2 separate regions of the Homo sapiens genome follow, and region 2 is linked to region 1. The links are chromatin loops, found by intact Hi-C in ENCODE. Cell type or tissue: HepG2. All regions are shown on one strand. Links, peaks and the distances in the headings refer to the core of each region. The heading gives the core; the rest is flanking DNA. Region 1 overlaps MEIS2 (Meis homeobox 2). Region 2 overlaps MEIS2 (Meis homeobox 2).

Region 1 (11,872 bases), core at 2,632-10,631:
GTTATTTGCATAATTTTCACAATTTGTACTGAAACATAGCTAAGTGAAATTGGGAAGACACATCCCTCCGACCACCTTTTTTCTTCTGTAGGAGATGTGAGAATGAGACTCATATATCATAACAACTCATTTTTGTATAATTTTCCATAAAAACCATGACCGTTGTGTCAAACTATTAGGTGAAAGAGATGGGATCCATTCATACTTTCTCTTTTAGGGTCTTTATTTCAATGGCCAGCCTCAGCCCAACTTCAAGGCTCCTAATTATAACATTTACCAGTTCAAAGATTAACCTCCTGAGAGGGGCATTCTGGGCTCTTGGTAACTTGATCAGGTTGGTCTTCTCTTGGTCTCTCTCCCTTTCTGGTTCTTTGTATCACAGGAGGGAAATGATGGTATCTGGCACATTCCTAGGATGACTTGAAGATAGCAGCCTTCTGTGTTTAGGGCTGAAGGATTGTGAACTCTGTTAGCTGAAATGCCACTCTAGGGAGGTGAACAGAACATTAAAAAAAGCTTTAGCTCTAGGTAGTGTAGTGCAAGTTGAGTCAAATTTGAGAGCTGGGACTTGAGTGGACATTTGTCCCTGCCTTCTACCTTAATAAAATATGAGTGTTAACTGTGGAAAAGGGCATTTGAGAGATCACTAAAAATGAATCATTAGAGTGCCCAGAAGAGCTTTATTATGATGTACTGTGAATAACTTCAGAACATACTCTGTACTTTTATATGTGCTTATCAGGTAACTGAGTAACAAGTACATTCTTTTATCCTGCACCACAGAGATTAAGCAATCTGCTGAATTATAATGGCAGAGGAATGTACTTTTCTACTAGGGTCAGTCAGTATCCTTTAGAGAATTCAATGGGAGACTTAGGAGAACAGAGATCCTTTCTTAAATATTTTAAAATTGGTAAGCAATATATATATATATTTCAAATGACAATGAATTAAATATATATATATATATATATTTTTTAAACGAGAATAACCACATTTAGTGAAGAATAGGCTAAAAGTGTTGGAAGCTTTCATTCTCTTCTGCTATAAAGGATTAGACTGTTCCAGTCAATAAACAAAGCCATTTTATGGTTCCTAACGGGTAAATTGAGGGGACTGATTTGGTCAAGGACCAGTATGAGGATGTTTCTGTTCAACAGTTAACAGGATTCAACATGATATGGAAAATACAGGCGTGCAAAACTATACTACGACACTCACATTGCCAGCTAAAGCCTAAAACACAGCCACATTTACATATGTGTCCATCTGTCTGTTTTTACACTTTATTTTTCCAACCAGTGGGTGAAGTGGTTTTCATCCAAGCTGCAGTCTGAATTTTTTTTTTCACCCACCACTTTCCATTATATCATATAGATGCATATTTTAAAGTGCATGTTATTTGTCTCTGGACGCACATTTGCACAGCCTTGGCTGGGTTTTCCTTTCTCTTCTGGAAGGTTAGCTCATCTCTGCAGGCCTGTCTGCTTTGCAGCTGCCTGTACCAGCCAGGTTGTCTCGGGATCACTGAGTTAGTGAGCAGTTTGTTGCCTTCTCCAGGTTGTAGAAATCTCCCATCACAGGCCAGCGTGGAGCTGCAGCAGCCACAGTCTGGGCTGGCCAAGCCAGTGAGAATGGAAGTGCTTTCGGTCTCTTCAGTGGAGAGCCTGCGTAAATCCTGTGTAAATAGAGGGAGGATAACAAAGAATGAGCCCCTGCAGCTCCGAGCATTTGGAGCCATTTGAGGCTGAATTTGCTAAATGCTGCTTATACCGCCTGAAAAGTTGAAGAGAAAGGAGCATAAAATCCCCTCTTTTTTTCCCTTTCTGCTCATACCCCGGGGGGAGGGTGTTCAGGACCAGGGAAGCCTGAGGTAAGCCGATGAAGACTTGTTTTTTCAGTGCCCTTTTGAGTGTGAAAAAGGTGGCCTGGGTCACTGTCCTCTCTTTAATGTCGGAAAACCCTCACAGTTAGTAAATGTTGCATGTAAACGAAAGCATTTCATCTCTTCTGCTTCCCTCCATGCTAGCGGGCCATGAACTAATCACTTGAAAAATCACAGAAAAATTTCACTTTAACATGTCCGGACAGTTAAGCACAGCAGGAGAGTAAAAGAGATCAGTAATTAGCAGGTCTCACTGCTGGCCCCTCATCCTCCCCGTGTTTCTGGGTCTACAGCCCCCTCCCCTCAACTGATCTGATGTGAAAAAAAGGTAAATTGCATGTAGGAAAAAATTTACTTTGCTGATGGTTTTTGGAAAGCAAGTTTTGCAAGGCTGTATTCTAAAGCAGAATTAAGCAAAAGCTTCTTCTTCTTCTTCTTCTTTTTTTTAATCTCATTTGAAATCCTGATGCAGGTTTCTCAGTGGGGTGCCCTAAATTAAACTCCTGGAAGGTAGTCCCTGACAACCGCTGAAAGAAAATACCTTTTGGCTCTTAGTGTGTTGTAATCCTGTTTTCAAAGTACTATATTTAAGAGGAAAAGGGCATAAAGAAGTGATGACGGAAAATTAGTCCATAAAATACCGTGTGTTGCAGTTCCATTACTACATTATACTTCATTTTTAACTGTAATGTTTCTGAATAACCCAAACAAGCTGGGCAGTGGGCAGTTCCCTCTCTCCTAGCACTCTCTCTTCCCTGTTGGAATAGGGCAGAGTTGAGGTGGAGGGCACCATTTCTATAAGCAGTGTATGACATGTGTCTCACATCATCTCTGCATATATGCACACAGTGAAACACTGGGTGGGTGATAACCTAGTGCCGATAGGGCAGGGAGAGTGGAGGGAGGGAACCTAAGGCTTGGTGACTACTAGAAGCCAGGGAATCTCTTTCCTGGGCGCTTTCTTCAAAGCAGATTTGTTCTCATCAGGTTCTAATTAATATATCTAGAGGCTCTTGATATCAAACTGTACATTTCACTAACATTTGAGTGTTTACTCTTTCTCAGGGCTTGGGAATCAGAAACGCAAAAGCTCACAGACAGACAAACTAGCAAAAGCTCACAGACAAACTAGTAAACAGATAAATTGCAAGAAGAAAAGTAAATAACAGAGGTAAGAACAAACTGTTGAAGAAGTAGAGAGCATAGCACACTAGCTCTGTTAATGGGAGCCGGGGAAAGCTTTATGAAGGAGATTCCTTTTTCACTAAGTTTTAAAGGTTCAATAGGAGTTTGCTAGTAAAGAAGAATGGGAAAGGAGGAAAGAAAAATGAAGAGAAAGGGCATTCAAGGCCAACAGGAAGGATTAAAGGTATGGAATCTTGAAAGATCCCTTGGCTCAGAAAAGTCTTTAAAATTCAGCAGATGTTTCTGCTTCAAAATCATATTTAATTTGAGCTTTAGATCCACAGGAAATAATCATAAGCCTGTAGATAAAGGGTAGGCTCATATTGGATACACTCATCTGTGCAAAAATTATGAGATGCTTGTTTCTCGGTTCATATTTAATTTTAAGTGTACTGTCATCCCGTGTCTCTCTAGGACATAAATGTGAACATACAGGGCCTCTCTTTTGGCATTTATTTCTTTAGCAGAGAGGGCAAATCCAGAATTTAGCTTCACCCTTCACATCTTCTTCTCCCAGCAGCTTGAGGAAAGGAATAGAGGAGGTGAGCATGGGCTTTGGAGGACACTTTCTGTGTGGCCTTTGACAAGTCATCTAATTTCTTTGAGTCTCAGTTTTCTTATCTGTAGAATGGAGATGGTTTTATTCATTTGTTGTGAAGATTAAATAAGGATTGGAACATCGCAAGTGCCCAATGGAAGTTACTTGTGGTAATGATCATAATGAAAGTGACAACAGTGTGGATAAAGAAGAGACGGGCCAGGCACAGTGGCTCACGCCTGTAATCACAGCACTTTGGGAGGCCGAGGTGGGCAGATCATGAGGTCAAGACATCCAGACCATCCTGGCCAACATGGTGAAACCCCGTCTCTACTAAAAATACAAAAATTAACTGGGCGTGGTGGCACGCGCCTGTAATCCTAGCTACTCGGGAGGCTGAAGCAGGAGAATCGCTTGAACCAGGGAGGTGGAGGTTGCGGTGAGCCAAGGTTGCGCCACTGCACTCCAGCCCGGCAACAGAGCTAGTAGGACTCCATCTCAAAAAAAAAAAAAAAAAAAAAAGGAGGGGACGGTGTTCTAGAGATAGAGAACTGGTTACTGAAAACACCTACGAACTATAGAAATTTGCATATGTAAATGTATATATGTATCCGACTATAGGCAAAAACATTAAGTTCATCTACAAATATATTTCAATAATTGTGCACAAATTGAAGTATTTTAAATAGTGACAATTTAATTTACATAAATTTAGGTTTAAAATAGCATATAACACATATAAGTATCTTTATATTCATAAGTATACCTACTTCCTGGAAATGGGTTGTCTGGAAGATATCAATATTGATATCTGTCTACCTATGTTTGTGTATATATAAAATTAGTGAACTTACATTGTGCAAAATGAAAATGTTAATGAATATGGTAAATTTTTATTGCTACAAAAAGAGACAGAAAAAAAGTCTTGTTCCTCCAGATGAGCTATCATTCTTTATTTCCTTGACATATATTTTGTATGAACATATTTAACTATTAAACCTGGTCTAGAACTAGGGAGAAATGAGAATTAAATAATGTACCACAAGTTCCCTAAAAGAAGTACCAGTACTGTTAACCAAATACATATTAATTTGTCTTATTTCTCTGAAGAGACATGGCTGAGAGGTCAGTTTTAGGTGTTTGTTTGACAGTGTGCCAAATGTCGCAGAAGCATTATTCTATTATTTAAAAAGTGACTTTAAAGGATGTGAATATATCGTTGTAATCACAGTTCTATGAAGTTTTTAATAGTACTGCACAGTGATGACATCAAAGCCCATGAGATCCTACTTCATGGACAGTAGGCTCAAATATTGGTAGCATCTCTGGACTCTGAGGGTCAGTCCGGTGCTCTCCATGTCAGAGTCTTCACTTGGACTGTGTTAAACCAGTTATGAAAATTCTGAGTCTCAAATATAATTAAAGCTCTTGCAGGAACTGGCTGACTTCTGGAGAAGAGTTAGCACATTTCTATTTGAAGCCAACTTGGACCAGGTCTAGCTCAGTCCCAACCCCAGGGTCCCAGAACTAATCTGTTCTCTGTGCTTAGACCTTTTCCTATAGAATCAAGCATTGTTTGGATCTGCCATTGATAACAGTGTTCAGACAAGGTGATGCTTTGAAAAGTAAAAGATAATTTACAGTGTTAATGTGAGAATACCAGTGGTGGTAGCACTGACTTGAAGTTGCCATGCCTGGACTCCAATTTATCCTTGACCATGTGTAGCTGTGGCATCTTGGGCAAGGATTTAATCTCCTGGCTTCAGTTTCCTCAATGGTAAATGTCAGTTTTGGCAGGGATGGGGTAAGTAGAAGAAGTTGGACTAGGACTGTCTTGGTTGTTGCAATGTTTTTCTGATAAGACAAGGAGAAAGAAGGCCACATCCCTGTGGTATCAGACTCATCATAGCACATCATCACTGCTTTTATCATTTTTTCATTCCAAATCATGTGCTTGATATTCAAAATAAAGATTTTTGGCTAAATGGAATAAAGCAATATGCCAAAAGATGAATCTTTTTGCCTGGATGGTTGACTTTTTCCTTTCTTTTTGAGATAGGGTCTTACTCCGCTGCCCAGGCGAGAGTGCAGTGGTGCAATCACTGCCCACTGCAGCCTCGAACTCTTGGGATCAAGCCATCCTCCCACCTCAATCTGCGGTGCTCACCACCATGCCTGGCTAATTTTTTGTAGAGAGAGGGTCTCACTATGTTGCCCAGGTTGGTCTCAAACTCCCAAGCTCTAGCAATCCTCCCAAACAGGCCTCTCAAAGTGCTGGGATTACAGGCATGAGCCACCATGCCAAGCCTGCCTAGGTAGTTTTTATGACCATGAATTTTATGAATGAGAATTTTCTTTTCTTTTTTTTAAGCTTTTTTTAAATCTTTTTGTAATCCCAGGTGCACATATATTTTGTATGAACATATTTAACTATTAAGCCTGGTCTAGAACTTAGAATTTAGAATCAATTCTAGAACTAGAATTTAGAATCAATCATCTGAGGATCCTCTCATAGTGTGCCGACGTCCTTCCTTGATTCAGTGGATACACAACTATGGATATGGATATTTGCCTACACCCAGATGCCGATGGTATCCCAGGATTTAGCTTCCTGCAGTTAGACACTCTCATTATTGCTCTTTTAAGTAGGTGTATGCTGGAGCTACCTACCAGAGCAATGTTGTGTTCTGAGCATAATCTGCTCAGCTAAGGAAAGCATGCGTGACTTCCTTGAGAGCATAGGTGTAAATCCAGCTAGAGATGCTCTCAAAATGCTTCAGAGTCTTAAGACAGAAGGAGGACCCAGGGATTAGATTCAGGCCTTCAGACAGCAACAAAGGAGGACAGCAAACCAAGGGGATGTTCTCTGTGCTTTATGGCAGTGGTTCTCGAGCTAGAGTGGGCATCAGACCCACCTGCAGGGATGATTAACAGGGCCCCACACCTAGAGTTTCAGATTCAGTAGGTCTCAGCTAAGACTGAGAATTTGCATTTCTCACAATTTTTTAGCTAGTGCCAATGCACAGAGCCAATGTTCTATAGCTTCTTTCTTTCTGTTTAACCCTTACTACCAGAAGACTAGGATGGGGATTTAGAACACCATGGCTTTCCCACAGTGAATAAGGCCCAGGCCAGATTGCAGTTACTCACTGTGGCTGCTAACCTCATTCATGGGAGTAAAGTAGGATTTTAATTACCTACCTGTTCCTGAGGCTGCATCTCATTTCAATTTAGATAATCTAGTCAGTGGCTTCCCAAAGCCAGTTAAAGCATCAGTGATACTCTGATTGCATAAGCAAACCCAAGGAATTGTTGAAATTACAAATTCCTTTTTCCCGCCCTAGGACATTTTGAATCAGTAGGTCTGGGATGAGGCCTGGGGACCTGTGTTTTTAACAATCTCCTCTGATCATTTAATCCACTTCCGATTTATCTGTCCACAGGCCTTGAGTCTTCCTTTCCATGGTCACACACAATATGTTTCACTAATGCACATTTATTTTGAGTATGTTTACCCAAAACTTAGACTATGCCCTTGGTCAAGGGATTAGCAACCTTTCAAAAGAAGCATGCCCAGTATTTCTTTATATAGCCTTTCATCATCAGAGGTGGCAATGCTGATGGAATGGCCTTTGGTTTAGCTCTGCAAAAAAGCCCTGTGGGTACTCAGCTCTTCAAAGAAGCTCTGTTCCTGGCATGTTTAGAAGTTACTGTGTGCACATACGTAACCCACTCAGCTGTTCCAGAGGAACAAGACCTTCACCCTTTAGGTATATAGTGTGTGCAGTTGCCCCACCGTGGGGGTTGGCAAAAAGTGGGGAGGGCCCTTGCATAAGCTCATTGATAAGTTCAGTCATTTACTCACCCAACCAACAATCACTGGTTATGTGTTCTGAGTCAGGCATGGAGGTATCTTCTCATAATCAAAAGATAAGCAAGAAACAGTTAACTGCCCGCAAGGATTCCACAATTTTGAATCCTAACTTCAGATGCTATCTCCTTACCTCATTTGGCACGTGCATTTGTGCTGGTATACATACCTTTTTCAGCACATAAACTCATTTGGCACATGTGCCAAGGATTGCCAACTATCTTATACACACAACCACACACACACACACACACATACACAGCCTTAAAACAAAAAAAAAAAAACACCAATATCCATGTTGAGTTACTAACTCTAGCATCAGCTGCAAAATTTTATTTTAGGTTGCAGTTCACGCAGTTGTCTTTCAAAAATTTTCGTTATGCTGTTGTTAGTTCTCTGTGCTGGATTTGGTCCACAGTCCATTGGAGGAAAAAACAATTGTATTTATTGTTGTGTTTGGGAGAGGAAAATTCCTCTTTTTATAGAGGTATAAACATATATTAGTTTAAAATTTTGTGTCTAGTATGTAGTCATTAATACAAAACTAGACACATTATTGTTTATAATTATTTGTTACACTGGATCTAAATTCAAATATTTTACATTTATATACAACGGGTTGCTTTATATTAAAATTTATGTGATGCTCCTGTCTTCTCCAGTTTAAGTCAGTCATCAAAGGATGCTCAATCTAGCTATATTTTTTCTTGCACTAAATATAGTGAATCATAAAGTTCGAAGGTGTTACCAGCCCTCTTTGCTTTTAAGAAAGAAAAGATGCACTGTGGAAATGCTGTCTCTCATTTTTAAGGTCATTGATTGGGTTAAAAAGGCAAATGACTTTTTTCATTGAACTTCCTTCAATTAAGCCATTAACCTTTTAAAATAAGTGCATTCAAAAATCTATCAAAAAAAGCTAAATGAGATTTTAACAAAATCCTGACAATTTCAGCTTAAACATATACACAGAAACCATATGTGCTTAGAAAGAAATATATACACACAGGCATTGTTTACAGAGTGTGTTTTTATATTTGGAAGACACTGAAGGAAGAGTTATTCCATACATACATTATCTGAAATGTACATTCAGATAGCCTACATAGATTTCATATTACACACAAAGATATCTTTATCCATGGTAGGTAGACAGACAGACTGACTGACTTCAAACTTGCACTTGCAGTGTGGATTTTTTTTCCTCATCTCCGGGTACTGCTTTTCAAAATTGCCTCAGGCTACAGAACAGCACCTCAGATCCCCAAGGCCCACTGCCTGGCTCCTAATAGCCACTCTCCATCTGTGTCACATGAACAGCTGATGAGATCGCTCCAGTGTCTGTATTTTGGAGAGCACATCCACCCAGGTTAAAATGCTAGGGTTGCCAAGGAGCAGTCAGAAGCCATTAGTGTGGGTGAGAATTTGCCTTGCAGCAGTTCCTTGGCATGGTGGAAAGCGTGTGCACGTGTCCCTGCACGAGCTTGGGTGTGCGTGTATGTGTGTGTGTCTCCTTGTCCAGGCGACACTCCGGTGTACATGGGTGTGCAGGGAGGGTGACAGATGAAAACTAGACTGTATATTATCCAGTATTGAAAGAGTCAAATGCCTTTTGTTTCACTGTATACTGATTCGGTCTTTGACTATATGGGGTCCCTTTTTTCTTATCATAACAGAAGGCAAAGAAAAAGAGAACAGCAACTTCGGGGTCATGCTCTAGTGTTTGGGCAGATGGAAGGGAGCTGCTTTGCCTTGGGGCAGGGTGGTTGTAATGAAGTGGCCTGTCAGTCTGTAAATAGTGAGGGTCATCTCTTCCATGTGATGGAGGGTATCGCATTGCAGTGAAAATGGAAATGTCAATAAAATTAATCTGCCAGCTCTTTGCTGTGGCTTTTCTGCTTCTCTAGTCAAAGAAAGTTGAGGGTTTTTTGGCAAGAAAGGAAAAGAACAGGTACAGGGAAGCCCACAGAGCAGACCCAGAAGTTAGAAGGCAAGTGGCCCAGTGGGCAGGATGGCTGTGCTGTAGCATAGTCCGAGAGGAGGGAGCAGGTCTGGGAATGAGCTGATGGATCTCTAGTATTCCTCAGAAAGCTACAGAGCATCCAGCTCAGGCTACATTGAGCACAGAGTTTATTGTTTTAGGCTTTCTTGGACAAGGTTTTTACTTAGCATGGGATTTATGGCATTTACTGCTAATGAATGTCTATTCTTAAATTACAAAAACCCCCATCTCAGTGCAATTCCCAGATGTCCTTCCAGGACCCTGGCTTCTTAAACACCAGCAGGGAGCATAAACTCTCCACTTCTCTGTTTTCCTCTTTCGTGTGGCTCCAGGCTAATGATGTGCAAGGAAAACACAGCCATCTATAAAGCCCCAGTGCTGTCCCCGTATTCTTCATTTATTTTGCATTTGATTATGCCACAAGTCGGATCTTGTTTCTTTCCTTTTTTTAAAGTTATTAGTTCAAATATTAATGTAGGGATATGGCATATATTGCTGCTCTTGATTGATGCCTTCCCAAAAACAGGAAGACGTGCTCGTATGAATTTTAAGAAAGTAGGGGTCCTGCAATGCCTTGCCAGAAGAGTTTTTCAGATACATAATTTAGATGCCCTCCAGGCAGGCTTTCAAGGCATTTTTGCCAGAGGGCAAGAAAAAATAACTATGACTGTTAAAAGTAAATGATTTTTGCTAATGCACAATTAATGCCAGAGAAAAGCACAGAAGAGAAAGATGTTGATAGAAACTTCTGATTAAGTGAGCACCCTACCTTGATGTGTATCTTTTTTTTTTTCATGATAATGATCAGTGGTGCAGAGAGCTAAAAGTTTTCATGTCATGCAAATGCCGAGTGCAGGGTCATATGAGAAGTGTGCGAATGTGCGTGCTTAGGAGGTGACAGCTCTAGGAGGGGCTGAGCAGGCAGTGCGTTATGTGCAACGAACAGTGACACAGTTACTGTCACCTATGCAGGCAGCCTAGAATATATAGACTACAGAACATTTAACTTGATTACCCTACAGTATGTGTTCACTCTGGGCATGGGGATGCGTTTCCACTGAATAGGTTTTCTGATGGCGGTTTTCCCACATTGGATTCCATAATTGACAAAGAGCTACTGCACTGTGTCAAGTGCACAGTTATAATTGAATTAATGATATGGGCAAGTGTGAGACACACAAAATTAACATTTGAAGAGGCCTGGTTTAATTTTGTCTTTTACATATTTGTGTCTCCAATTATACTTTAATGAAAGAGAATATACTCGCTTAATGGATTTCTTTCAACAAGCTTAGCTGAGCTCATCATTAGCTGCACTTGTTGTTGGCACCTTGCGATGTTTTCTCTAATGTATTTTTATTTCTTTCTACTAGGGGATGGTTTAGACAACAGTGTAGCTTCACCTGGTACAGGTGACGATGATGATCCGGATAAGGACAAAAAACGCCAGAAGAAAAGAGGCATTTTCCCCAAAGTAGCAACAAATATCATGAGAGCATGGCTCTTCCAGCATCTCACAGTAAGTCAAGATGAAAGAGAAAAAAAAAATAGTTTTTGTTGTTTTGCTAGCAAGTTATACGGTCTCATACTGATTTTTTTTTAAACTAAGGTGCCTATTTTCTTATTCTTGAAATCTGATGACTAACAGACTAGTTAAAGTTTTTTTTTTCATCAACTATTACCATCCAAAGAGCACCCTCTAGAAAGTAGCAGGTTTTTGTTTTAAGAAGCTGGGAATGGACTTTATTTAAAATGATCTAAGACCCTAAACAGCATATATAAGTAAATTTGTTATTTATGCTAAAAGTATGAGAGCAACTTCGGATACTGCAACAGCAACCAAGGGAAATGGCTGTAAGGAGCTCACAAATCCATAAACGTTGCTGATTACACTGTTAACGAAAGCTGTCTCCTCTAGGAGGCCAAAAAAAAAAAAAAAAAAGCACCTTGCCACATGCATGTCCAAGCTCACAATATCAGGTGCAGCTTTAATTGCTGAAGCAGTTTACAAATATGTCATGTATTTATATGACAAATTCAGAAGGGTTATAGGTGCTGTAATGCCTTTGTTTGCAAGGTGGACATTAAAGATTCTTTTTTTAGCTGCTCAAGTCCATTATCTTAAAAGCTAACCATGTTCACTTCTGGAAACGGTTTTACTATGTGAGACATTTTAAAAGTAACAATTTATCTTTATCTTCCTGTTTGCAATCCTTGTATGTGTGGATACATACTGTTGACTCTAAGACTCTTATGACAAAAAAATTACAATATATTTTTACAGATAAACTAGGCATGCTTATATTTTACTGTTCATTTGGAAATTCTGGGAAACCAGTAAAAATTTCAGAGGTTGCTTCTTGCTATAATATTGTTTTCAGGCCATTCTATTTA
Region 2 (11,872 bases), core at 1,921-9,920, 110 kb after region 1:
GATTATCCATGGGAACCAATATCCTGCCATCGCAATTTATCTTCCACTTGATTAATGAAAGACTTGCCAATAATTTGGCCACAGAAGGAAAGCTTACCCGTCCCATACCCTAAGTAAGTAATGCCTGCCAATTTACCATCAAGTTAGTGATGAGGTGAATTCAGAATTTTAGATATTATAAATAAGTCAAATCCCATTACAACAGAAAATCTTTATACAATAAAAATTTCCAGCCCAGGCAGTAGTTCACTAATTTTAAATAATACTTTTAATGACACAATTTTATTAAGCAATTGTGGGCGAGCCCCTTGCAGTATATTACAATGAATTGTATTTGTTCTGAGGATAAACAGGTACAATTTCTTGAGAAAATTGGCACATCATGGAGATGGTATGATTTTCCCAATAACACCAGTAAATCATTAACAAATTAAAAAAAAAAAATAAGGACCTCTATTGCTAGACCTTCCTAGAAACTCTTCCATAGCCCAATAGCAACACTTGCAAAGACAGCAAAATGGATCCAAAGAGAAAATGGTTCTCCTAGACATCACACCAGAATAAAAGTAGGTTGTGTTTTATGAGTGACAGCCCTGACCTTTGGCTCTGTTTCCAAACTAGTTGACCATCTGAAATAATTGCCAGATTGCTTTGGGATTTTTTTTCTGCCTTTTATGTGACAAAGGGATTATTCAGAACCGCAGTGTATAACTCTTAGTAGGTATGCATAACTTTTCGTTGGGTTGAATTCAAATAAGCTAGAGAGTGGGCTGGAGAAGTAAACATGCATGAAAGCCAGTTATTGAGGTGAGAGGGTAGCTATTAGCATGCATTTTCTTGGAGGAGATTAGATTGGAAGTTAGTTTTGAATCAGGAAGAACTGTTTTAGTAGTCATATGGAAATAGTACGAGAGACCATGGAAGTAGGGAAATTGAGTAAAGGAGTCTGGGAGGAACCAGCTCTGCCTGATGAGAGAAAGACATTTGCAAGTGCACGAGGTCCAGTGAGAAAGGCTGACACCCCTGTCCACAGAGCTGCAGCGGGGACAGCATGGAGGAAGGTTCAGTGTTTGACAAAAGACGATGCAGTGTGGTGCGTGAAAGAGAACGGGCTGGACATCAGCAGCTTGGGTCTAATTCCAGCTCAAACAACTTGTGTGATCTTGGTCAGTTTAGCCTTTCTCAGTGTCTATTCCCTCGTCCATAAGAGAATGGGGACTGGGTGATTTTTAAGGTCCTTTCTATCTTTAAAATTCTAATATTTTATGATTCTAAGCCTGTGAACTGAAAATAAAAGTCTAGCCAAAGCAAGTGAGAGGAAAAACGATTTTAACCATTGTATTTTGAATTGATTAGAACAAGAGATGCAGAGGCCAGTCGTGGTAGATGATAGGTGACTTACACAGAACCTGAATCAGAGATTTAGCTATTAAAATGAAGAAAAAGAAACCGATTTTATCTCTATTGTTATAACTGTGGCAGGTTTTGGTGGCTAATTCAGCATGGGACGAAAATAGAAAAAGGAGCTACAACTCTGGGCTCTGGCCCCTGGGAGCAGGGGCTTGGGGATTCTTTCCACAATGACAGCAGATCTGAGTGGGGCCTGATGGTTTCTCTGGGAAGATGATTTTGTTTTCACAATAGGTAGCATAAAATAAAGATGAGCCCTGTAGGGAAAGAGGTCAGAATAACAGGAAGCACTGTGGGACCGCACAAGGGGAGGGAAAGGTAGGTCTGAGGGTATAGATGTTATTGCAGTCCTGGGAGCAGATGAGCTCATCCAGAAAAAGAGAGGAGGCTTTGGTGACAGCGGGTGCTTGGAGGAGCTTGGGTCGCAGGGGCAAAGCCACACTTTGATTTAGAGGGTCCCTGAAAAGGACATACCATATCTAGGCATAGAGGACCTTCCTAAGGCAGAAAGCTATATAGAACCAAATTTCAAACATCGTTTAAAATCTCCAACTGTGGAAAGACCAACTAGGGTTGGAGAAAAAAAAAGTTTGACATCTATTTAAAGCACAAAATTCTTCATAAAAATGGAATAGTAGGCAAAGTAAGAAGCCTGCCTTTCCTCTTGCAAGTTTACATAGGATAATAAATGAGTAAACTTTTTGTGTCATAAAAATTTTGACTCAAATAGACAACCCCCAATTTTCCATAGTTGTGAGGGTAAAAAGTCTTTTAAGAGTGTGGAATTACATCATGGTTTTTTTTTGTTTGTTTGTTTCTCTTTGTAGCATCCTGATCCCTAACAGGTCCACAGCAAAACAACAACAACAAAAATCTTCCTAATAGTATGTTGTTGATCTGGCTGTGGAAAGCATAGACATTTTGCTGTGGGTGAGTTCCACTCTAAAGTAATTTGCTTCAACAGTGACCATTCATACAATTTTGGCTTGTCACTTTCATAGCAATTTATAAATTTTTAAAAGGCAGCAGTAGTGAAAAATGAAATACCATCTTATAAAAAGTATATCTTATTTAGCTTTTATGTAGAAACTGTGCACAGTGCCTTATCCTGGTATTTTGATAAGCTGTTTCTTAAATCCCTTCTTGCAAGGTAGATACCCCTATTCAGAAGAGCAAACAAACTCACATACCAGGTCAAAGTTACATGTAGCGTTTCACAAAAAGCTATTGAATTTGGAATTATTGAGATGATCAGACCAAATGATTTCTTCACCCAGTCACCTTCATTTGTCAAGGTTGTCTAGAGTGACTCTAGACGTTGATATTTTGAGGACTGTCTATTTTGTTAATTCCTGACCAAACAACAAGGGAGGGACAAATTTGAGAATCTGCAAGTCACTATACCTTTGCTATTTAAATATATAAATCAGTGGGACATTTGTGGTGTACCTCCAATATCATATCCCACCTCAAAACACAGTTTAATCAGTCTTTCCTTCACCCACTCACTAAACAATCTATTTCCTAAGGGCCTCTTTCATGGGTTGCTTGTTCACCGTTTGTGTTGACATATTGTTATTGCCAAAGTTCATCTGTATCAAGAAGTCTTTCAAAAATAAGCATATTCCTTGTCAGGTCTTCTCATTGGTTAACACTAATACAGAGGAACCCTTGGATCTCAAACAAATGCTTTTTAATGAGTTTGAAATTCTTCTGAAAACAGTTATCTTTTCCCCTTGAATGCAATGAATGAATCATCCTTGTTATCCATCCAGTCCTGACTATATTTGGAGAAATACATGAAAATTGTACAATTTCCTCAGAAAACTGGGCATTCATAATAAAAAGGAATAGTATAACAGGTTGAGTCATTTTATGAGAATATGTTATTTTGTGACTCTTAAATCTTTATTTAAAGAAGTGCATTGAATACAATATCAAATATAGTCAGTTCATAATTACAGTAGAACTACATTTTATAATACATCTTTCACATGGTTCTCAGGAACACATTCCTCTACCAAAACTCAATTGCACTCACTTTTGGACAAGCCTGTGCTCAGGAAAGGAGAAATGGTTGTTTACCATCAACTTTATAGAAACTGTCAAACTAACTGAAGAAAAGTTTTGCTCCATTAAGAAAATGCACCTCCCTCAGGAGATCGAGACCATCCTGGCTACCATGGTGAAACCCCATCTCTACTAAAAATACCAAAAATTAGCTGGGCGTGGTGACAGGCACCTGTAGTCCCAGCTACTCGGGAGGCTGAGGCAGGAGAAAGGCGTGAACCCCGGGAGGCGGAGCTTGCAGTGAGCCGAGATCGCACCACTGCACTCCAGCCTGGGCGACAGAGCAATTCTCTATCTCAAAAAAAAAAAAAAAGAAAGAAAATGCACCTCCCACTCCTTGCAGGCAGAAACTGTGGTCGATTTGCCATCCAAGATCCTGGGTGCCTGCCATAGTGCCTGGTACATAGTAGGAAACTCACCTAATACTTATCGAATAAATGCAGACAGAGCAAGTAAAATATTTGATGTCTGTATTAAAAGATGCCCTAAAGGGTCTTATCTGAGCAGCAAAAACTGTTCAATGGTACTAATGCTTTATTTGCAGGTAATGGGGAATTCATAATGTAAAATAATATTCCTGTCAATTCTGAATAGTTGCTTATAAAGTGAAGCTCTTAACTGAGCTAAATATTGGCTAATGTAAATAAAATAAATTATAAGTGGGAAAGATATTTTAGATAATTGAACCTAAAACTCTAATTTTATTTAAAAAAAAAAACTGAGATACAGAGGGGGAAAATGATTTTCTGAGGGCATTAGAGATAAAGCCATAGTCAAACAGATCAAGGCCCCAGATCCAGAGTCATTTCTAATACACCACACACTGCCTCCAAAGTTTTTTCATTTCAATTGTTAAATTATCTCAGAAAGAAAAAAATAATACATTAAAGGATGCAGTATGATCATATGATGAGCTTCTTTTCTACGTAACTTTATATTGCTGTTGTAACCTTGGTTTTAAGAAAAGTTAAAGCTCTCTCTTTCCTGATTATTATTAGATTTTTGTGTTCATGAATGTTTTGAAAAATTAATAACTAAGACACTGAATTGAGATGTTTTAAACAAATTTTATTAAATGAAATATTTACAGTCCATCCAAATGGATATTTGTAATTAAAAAAAAATGCAACATTTAAGGAACCTCAACAAGTCTTCAAAAAATTTAGTTTGGGTTTGGGCTGAATATATTACTGGATGGCTTTTGGCTTAAAAATTGCTGTATGCAGAAGTTGGGGAGGGAGGCTGAACAAAAACATCATAGGCACATACCTAGATTATTTAATGAAAAGAAGAATTTCTCCTCCGCTAAAAAAAAAAAAAAAAAGAAAAAAGAATTTCTCAATCTGGAAAAAAGATAATACTAACTGAAAACAAGCTACCATTGGAAACTTAACAACCAGCTAAGTGGCTCCCACTACCATACTGAATCTGTGACCTTGGACTCTAACCAATTATGAAGACCCAGGGCAGCGAGTGAACAAAGCAATTACAATGGGAGTCAAACTATTAAGGAGCCAAGAGTTCAGTAGCTTTATGTCTCTGCCAAGGTATCCCTAGAACACTATATAATAGGAATTGAATAATATTAACATTCCCACATGGTAGTTTAAAACAACTTACAATGTATTCTAATCCAAGCAGATTTTTCATTTTGATGACTATGGGAGTGGTTATTTTATTTTTAGATGTACTTTTACAAACATCTAAATTGAAATAACTGGTAGCATAAAATTGCCAGTGATTTAGCTGGCTATGAACTTGTAACCACATACACTTGGAAGATTTTTCTTTCTCCCTTTAGCTCTCAGGTAAATTTCACTGCATGACAGCATTTCATGCTAGGCAAAGCTCATACAGGAGATGAAAAAGCATGAAGCATAACAAACATCACAAAGCCAGTACAATTACTTGTTTATAAAGAAAAACAAGGAATGTAAGATAAGTGGAAAGGTGCCCGTTGAACGGTATTTTAAATGCCTTCAAGTTAAAACCATCAGGGATCAGAAAGCAGAAGGCAAATTCTAGAGGCTAGTACACCAAGGGAAGAGGCTGATGAATTGCCTTGTGCACGTTTTAATTAAACTATCATCTTGAGAATTTTTTGTGTATTGATTTGCACAGTACTTAAAAAAGCTTCTTTTCCCCCTACCTCCCTCCTTTGAATGTTAAAGCTTTGTGCCTTCAGCCTGACTCTATGAAAAGAAATTACTCATCTTTGGAATTGTTACGGAGGAAAAAAAAAAACACAAATGGGTGGATATGTTCTCCTCTCCTTTTCAATATGTTTAAATTTCAACTGTTCATATAATTATGCTGGCATGTATTTCTTCCTGGCTCTAGTCATGCAGAAAAATTTTAAACATGAGAAATTGGACAACTCTAATGTGGTGTAAAATCTACTTACGCATTGTATTTCTTTCAATATTCGTTACCAATAGTATGCACATTGTTAAAATTAAAAGAAAATGTTAGCTTTTATGCCCTAATGCATTTATGTGATATGCATAGCTGACAAATATTTTATTAATGTTGAAAAGAGGAAGTTTGAAAAATAAAAGAAATGTTAAAGATAGGGGTGGCTTCAGGCAGAGGTGACAGTGACAACCATTTAATAATAATCACCACTTGTATCGCACCAATTAGAAGAGCACTTTACCAACAAGACTTAGTTTCCTAACACCCTTATGAGTTACTTACTCTTCTGTACAGAGAAGTAAACCAATGCATAAATTGAAGTGGTTTTCTCAGGGGCTTTTGGAAAGTCATATAAATAGAGTCAAACAAAAAGCGTTAGGATACTCAATTCACAAGTCAAAATGTGAAACAGGTAGTACGATTTCACTGTTAATCCCTTCTGAATAAGTTAAAAATCTGTGTCTCCAAATTTCCGCCCCCCGCCCACCCCCACCACACACACACACATACACATAAATGCTAAACAAATGGGAAGAAGAATACTTGGCACTAGAGTCTGGGATTCATTAAAAAGGATTATCTCTTTCTGAGGTATCAATTTCTCAATGGTCTCTAAACCATGCAGGTTATGTAAAAATGCAAAATGACTTGATGGAGGAGATTAAAATTCCATGATGTAGATGGAGATGTCCTTCCTCAGTGACTAGATTCTCAGGCAACTATACATATATGTGTATGGGTATGTATGTATACACATATCCAGTCTTTGTGAATAGTGGCCTTGGGAAGACCCTCTAATTTTTAGGGCTTTTTTCTTAGACCACAGACCCTATAGAAAGCCGCACTGCTCTGATGCTGAGATAGTGTTCCTACTTGTTCAAGAGTGAGTTCAAAAGTGAGCCTAGCCACCTAATTTTCACTAGCAGCACAGACTGGAAATGCCCAGCAGGATTACAGCTTTGAGACTCACTCTGGAGTACAACAGACTATCCCGCCCCTCTCAGATCAGACCCTAAAGTCTGTTCTAAAATTGTCCACTGTGGGTGCTGAGAGAAGGGGGCCCAAACATAGCGTGTGTTTCATGTCAAACTAATGGGCTACCCTGGAGAGATTTCAGAGTTCTCATTTGTTTACTCACTTGGGCCCTCAGTCAAGGTCTGATCTTTGGAAGAGCAAATTTTTCCAAATTTTGAATAATCTCTTTCTAGCAAGAGGCTATGAATTCCTTTGTCCATCACTTTTTGGCTACTCGGAGCCACCTTCAACATACCACTCAAAGCTTTTCCTCATTTAACAATAGGCTGTAATATACTAGTTCTGAACCTTTGCTGGGTCATGGACTTCTCTGACAATGTAATGAAACCCACATATCCCCAGAGGAATATGTACATATAGACAGACAGAAGACAGACAGACACACACGTGCACACACACATGCACACATACAGTTTTGCCCACAATCTTAGGGCCCTTCAATGGACCCTCTAACAATTAAATCCAAAAACAAATGAACAAAAGCCAGCAACAACAACAAAGAAACTTCCTATTCTAATAAGTTTGGTGGAAATATGTTAACTAATCTTAAAAAAAGACCATAATCACTATTCCTCATTTTCTTGGTGGATGAAATTTAAATTAATTGAATTTTTAAAATGGCAACAGATGGTTCTCACTTTATTAGATTTTAAATTCATAAAATTATGAGCAATACCTTTTGGTTTGTTCTGTATGGTACAGCCAGGGCCACTATAGAGGCCTGAGCACTCTGTACACTGCACAATTCCAGGGCGCATCATATGCACAGACAACGCTGTGATCAGCACCTTCAGAGTCATGCAACTCGGCATCTCTTATCAATGTTTAACACATGGATATTGAATGGCACCACCCAACAGCACATCAATTTTAGCAAAATGCTATTTCAGTCATTAGCGATTAAGTCTGCTTTGGTTATAATTATTCTCCTCTAAATGGTGACTTTTTTCCTAACGTTTATCTCTGTATGTTAAAAAAAATATAGTATATGTCTAAACAGCCATTAGATCTTAAAGAATATCACTATTACACATAAACTTTTCTTCCTTGGTGAGCTTCATGCTAATAGGGATTTTGTGCACTGCCTTTCAGTGATTTGTCACCACCTTAGCGTCCCTCTTTGTGAAATGTCTGATTATCTGCATATCTGTCTATTAATTTGTTTATCTGTCCGCCTATCTATAGAAATTTTAAACGGTGTAATAACTTTAAGAATAGCGACACTAATGTAGTATTAGATTAAAAGAATGTTACTTTATATGGGTGTAAATGTAATTTAGAGGCACTTAGAGAAAGCTCTATACTTAGCATGATTCTTGGCCAGTGGAGACAGGTTGATCCCACTCATTTTGGGATTGCTAATTTGTCGTTAATTAGGAAGATTGATTCTGTTCTGTGATGCATAGGCCCAACCCCATATGCATTTTTCTGGTTTCCGGGGCACTTCCCTAATTGCCATTGTTGTTTCAAATGTGCAACAATGTCACAGGGCCTTACAAAATAGAAGTGCTTTGTGGCTTCTAAAAAGCAAGCATCAACGTTGTTTCAATTTTGTTGTATGCCATTAAGATTATGCTGGTGTTATTTTGAACAAACTTCTGCTTCATTCCATTCCATATTTTAAAAGTTACAACACAAAAGCTGTATTCTGATTTGAATTTTAAGTGAAAGAAACGCCTTGGTAGCAAAAATTCTTTACTCTGTTGTCTTGAAGTAATGTCAGCCTCAGATACAGTAGTACACCCATCAAGGTTGTGCTATTCTGTACAAAACAGCATTTATTTTCAATATGTTAACTGTTTGTTTGTCTTCCCCCATGATATACTGAGTTTGCTGCTATAGGCTTTTTTCTTCTCTCCTCTCTTGGCTGATGACAAATTTTAATCATTTGACTGTCCTTCACGACAATTACTTTAAGATGAGTTATATTTTCTTTATTGGAATGAAGTCAGGGAATCTATCAAAACTAGTGAAAGGAAATTTTCTAGGAATGTTTTCAAACATAGACATTAGGAATGGGCTGAACCAATACAGAAAAAAATGTGGAAACTTGGGAGTGTGAAGGAAACCACTTACTCACTGCAATTTTGATGCCTACCATTGCCAGGCAGGTAACTCAGGCAACTTTCGAACTACGTGGTTTATTTCAGAGTGGTGGAAACTGGGTAATTAAAAACAATATCAAACCCACAAAGAGAGGTCTAATTTCACTTTTGTATTTCACCTGCTATATAATGTGATAGATAAAATAACTCATGTTTGTACTTATAGAAAGATGTGCGTATATATGATGAGCATACATGAACAGTATATGTTTACATTTAAAGTTAGTGTCCCAGTCTTGTATCTTTCCTCTTCTTTAACAACCTTGGTATTTTGGCAAAGCTTTCGTCATTTTTTTTGCTTATGACTTCAGAAACAAGTTGGAAATTCTTTTAATGGGCTACTTTTAAATGTGCTAAACATAACCTCAGAAACAAAACAACAAAATAAATTAAAAACCTAGACGCCGAGGACATGGGAATGAGGAATGAGCGATAATGCATATCGCTCATCGAGGGTCTTTAAACCTATATGTTTGCACCTTGTCAGCGTAACTTACAGCTTTAAGTGCATAAAGGAAGAGCCTTTGGTTGTGCCTTTACCCATGGCTTAGTGACCCTTGCCAGCCTCAGTGACCTCTCCTGGTATTACTGGGAGTTCTTTGGTGGTACTTTGGCAGCTCCTTTTTATTTCTGGGTGACCCTTAATGTTTTATATAACCATTCCTTGTGCAATCAGCTCTACATATCTCTGTGGTTTATTCTCTGTGGATAACTTTTTTTTTCTCTCTCTCTCTCTTTTTTTTTTTTTTTTTTAAGACTGAGTCTCACTCTGTCACCCAGGCTGGAGTACAGTGGTACGATCTCACCTCACTGTAACCTCTGTCTCCTGGGTTCAAACAATTCTCCTGCCTCAACCTCCCAAGTAGCTGGGATTACAGGTGCCCACCATGGCAGTCGGCTAATTTTTGTATTTTTAGTAGAGATGGGGTTTCACCATGTTGGCCAGGCTGGTCTCGAACTCCTGACCTCAGCTGATCCACCCACCTTGGCCTCCCAAAGTGCTGGCATTACAGGTGTGAGCCACCACACCGGGCCTCTGTGGATAACTTTTAATCCTCAACTGATTTCTTCTTGACAACCGATATTTTCTGCTGAGTTGTCACCTCTGTCATCAATCTCTGTATGTTTAGAAAATCCAAACCAATCCTAATATTAGCCCACATCAAGTATAATTGGAGAAATAGGTTTGCTGCCTCCTTCAAAACCACATATTCAGTCTGCCCACTAATGTTCCTTAAGCATCTACCATTGCATAAATACCTGCCATGGTGCCAGGAGCTGTGCTAGGTGAGGTCTATTCAGAAGTGGGACAAAGCGGACCCTCTGCCTTCATGGTGCTTCCAGTTCAGAATCAAATGTAAATGACACAAGTACAAAACTATTACATCAGTTGTTTAGAACTTGGAGTGTATTCTCCCTGAAGTTTAATGTTATAGTTATATGCAGAGGCCCAAACATGCCCACAAAAGCCTACACAATACTCTCGTACAAATTTCATCTCAAAATGTAGGGAAACTCCATACAGTTGGGGGAGAAAATAAAATCTAAAATGAGAAAAATAGTTGCATGCACAAGGAAGTTTATACTCCATACCCACAGGTCAGAGCAGACTGCCTTGGCCAGAGCTGATATTTATTGGTCTTTGGAAGGGAGCTCTTTCCTTTCTGGTTCCTCCACTTCTTCCTTCATCTTACTGACTCACTACAGTGAAATTCAGCTGTTGAAAAGAATGAGACACATGTAAGTAACATGTCTTTAAGTTGAGAGATTTCTTATATTGATATGAATATTTGATTGGTAATATGTCTGCAAATATTTATAATGCTAAGCGCTAGAGAGACATCAGCAAACCAGAGTTGCAACCCTGCCCTCATGGAGTTTCCAGTCTATTGAGGAAGACAGAAGAGTTATATAATTAGTTATTGTTTGTTTTTATTTAAAATGTTTATAATGGAATAATCTATGATCATTTAGACATGAACTGTGAGTTATTTTATTTTGCTTTTCTTTCTTTCCCTTCTTTCTTTTTTTGATCTTTTTTTATAAGCAGTGCCACTCATTTTCCAAGAGCGTATGAGGGTTAATGGTGCAGTCCTCAGCCATCCAGAATGAAGGAATTGGCCCACAGGGGAAGATAGAAGATACTATTTTCAATTGGTTCTAACTAAGCCAAGAAAAACAATATTGACTGTGTTCTAATCATACCATTCTTTAAAAAATATCTAAGTACTCTTCTATGTTATCTAATTGTTCCTCAGAAGACTCTTCTCAAATATGGGTCACATCTTTTTAAATCTCCACTTATATACAAGATTAGGTAACAGAGGGTACATAAACTCTCTGACATTACTTAGAAGAATAGTTTGCATACACACACAGGTAGTATTTGGTACTTTTTCTTAAATCACTTCTTATGAAGAGGCAGTAGGATACAGTAGAAAGGAGAGATTTTGGAACATAAAGGATGTGAGTTTGCATCTGGCCTCACTATTAACTATCGGTTTGGACCTGAACTTGGTCCCTCAGCTTCCTCATCCATCAAACTGGGATAATGATTTTGATTCAGAATATTACTGTGAGAACTGTATGACAGTTGGTAGGAGCTCCAAAAAGTAACTCTTGTTACTGTTGTTGTTTTAATTGTTGTTATGTCACATTTTCTGTTCTCCGTCTATTCCTGGAAAAACCCTGTACATTTTTCTGCATATGGTAGGAGATTAATAAATAGCATTATTTAACAGATAGCACAGAAAGTGAATTTCAGGAATTTCATACTCCCTTTCTGCAAATAGTTCATCTTACTATTATGCAACGTTTTTGTTTTTCATAAGATTTTT

The links. Peaks named below come from ENCODE experiments on the same cell type or tissue, not always from the same donor. Only the 100,000 strongest peaks of a DNase experiment are listed, where the experiment ranks them.
Region 2: it touches region 1 in a loop (2.1-fold over the local background); 2 of 110 quality-filtered maps call a loop at or near these places.

Annotation. Positions count from the first base shown.
Region 1 is chr15:37,035,939-37,047,810 of GRCh38, reverse strand. It overlaps MEIS2 (Meis homeobox 2), which reads left to right. Exons shown (of 12, transcript NM_170675.5): 8 at 10,852-10,997. Among named protein-coding and RNA genes, the nearest start is that of MEIS2, 59 kb to the left of the region's middle. RefSeq lists enhancers at 1,223-1,815, 1,816-2,410. In HepG2, for the core only: no CTCF peak of the experiment used is centred there; a DNase peak (open chromatin) is centred at 7,250.
Region 2 is chr15:36,928,119-36,939,990 of GRCh38, reverse strand. All of the region lies in intron 9 of MEIS2 (Meis homeobox 2), which reads left to right. Among named protein-coding and RNA genes, the nearest start is that of MIR8063, 39 kb to the left of the region's middle. In HepG2, for the core only: no CTCF peak of the experiment used is centred there; no DNase peak of the experiment used is centred there.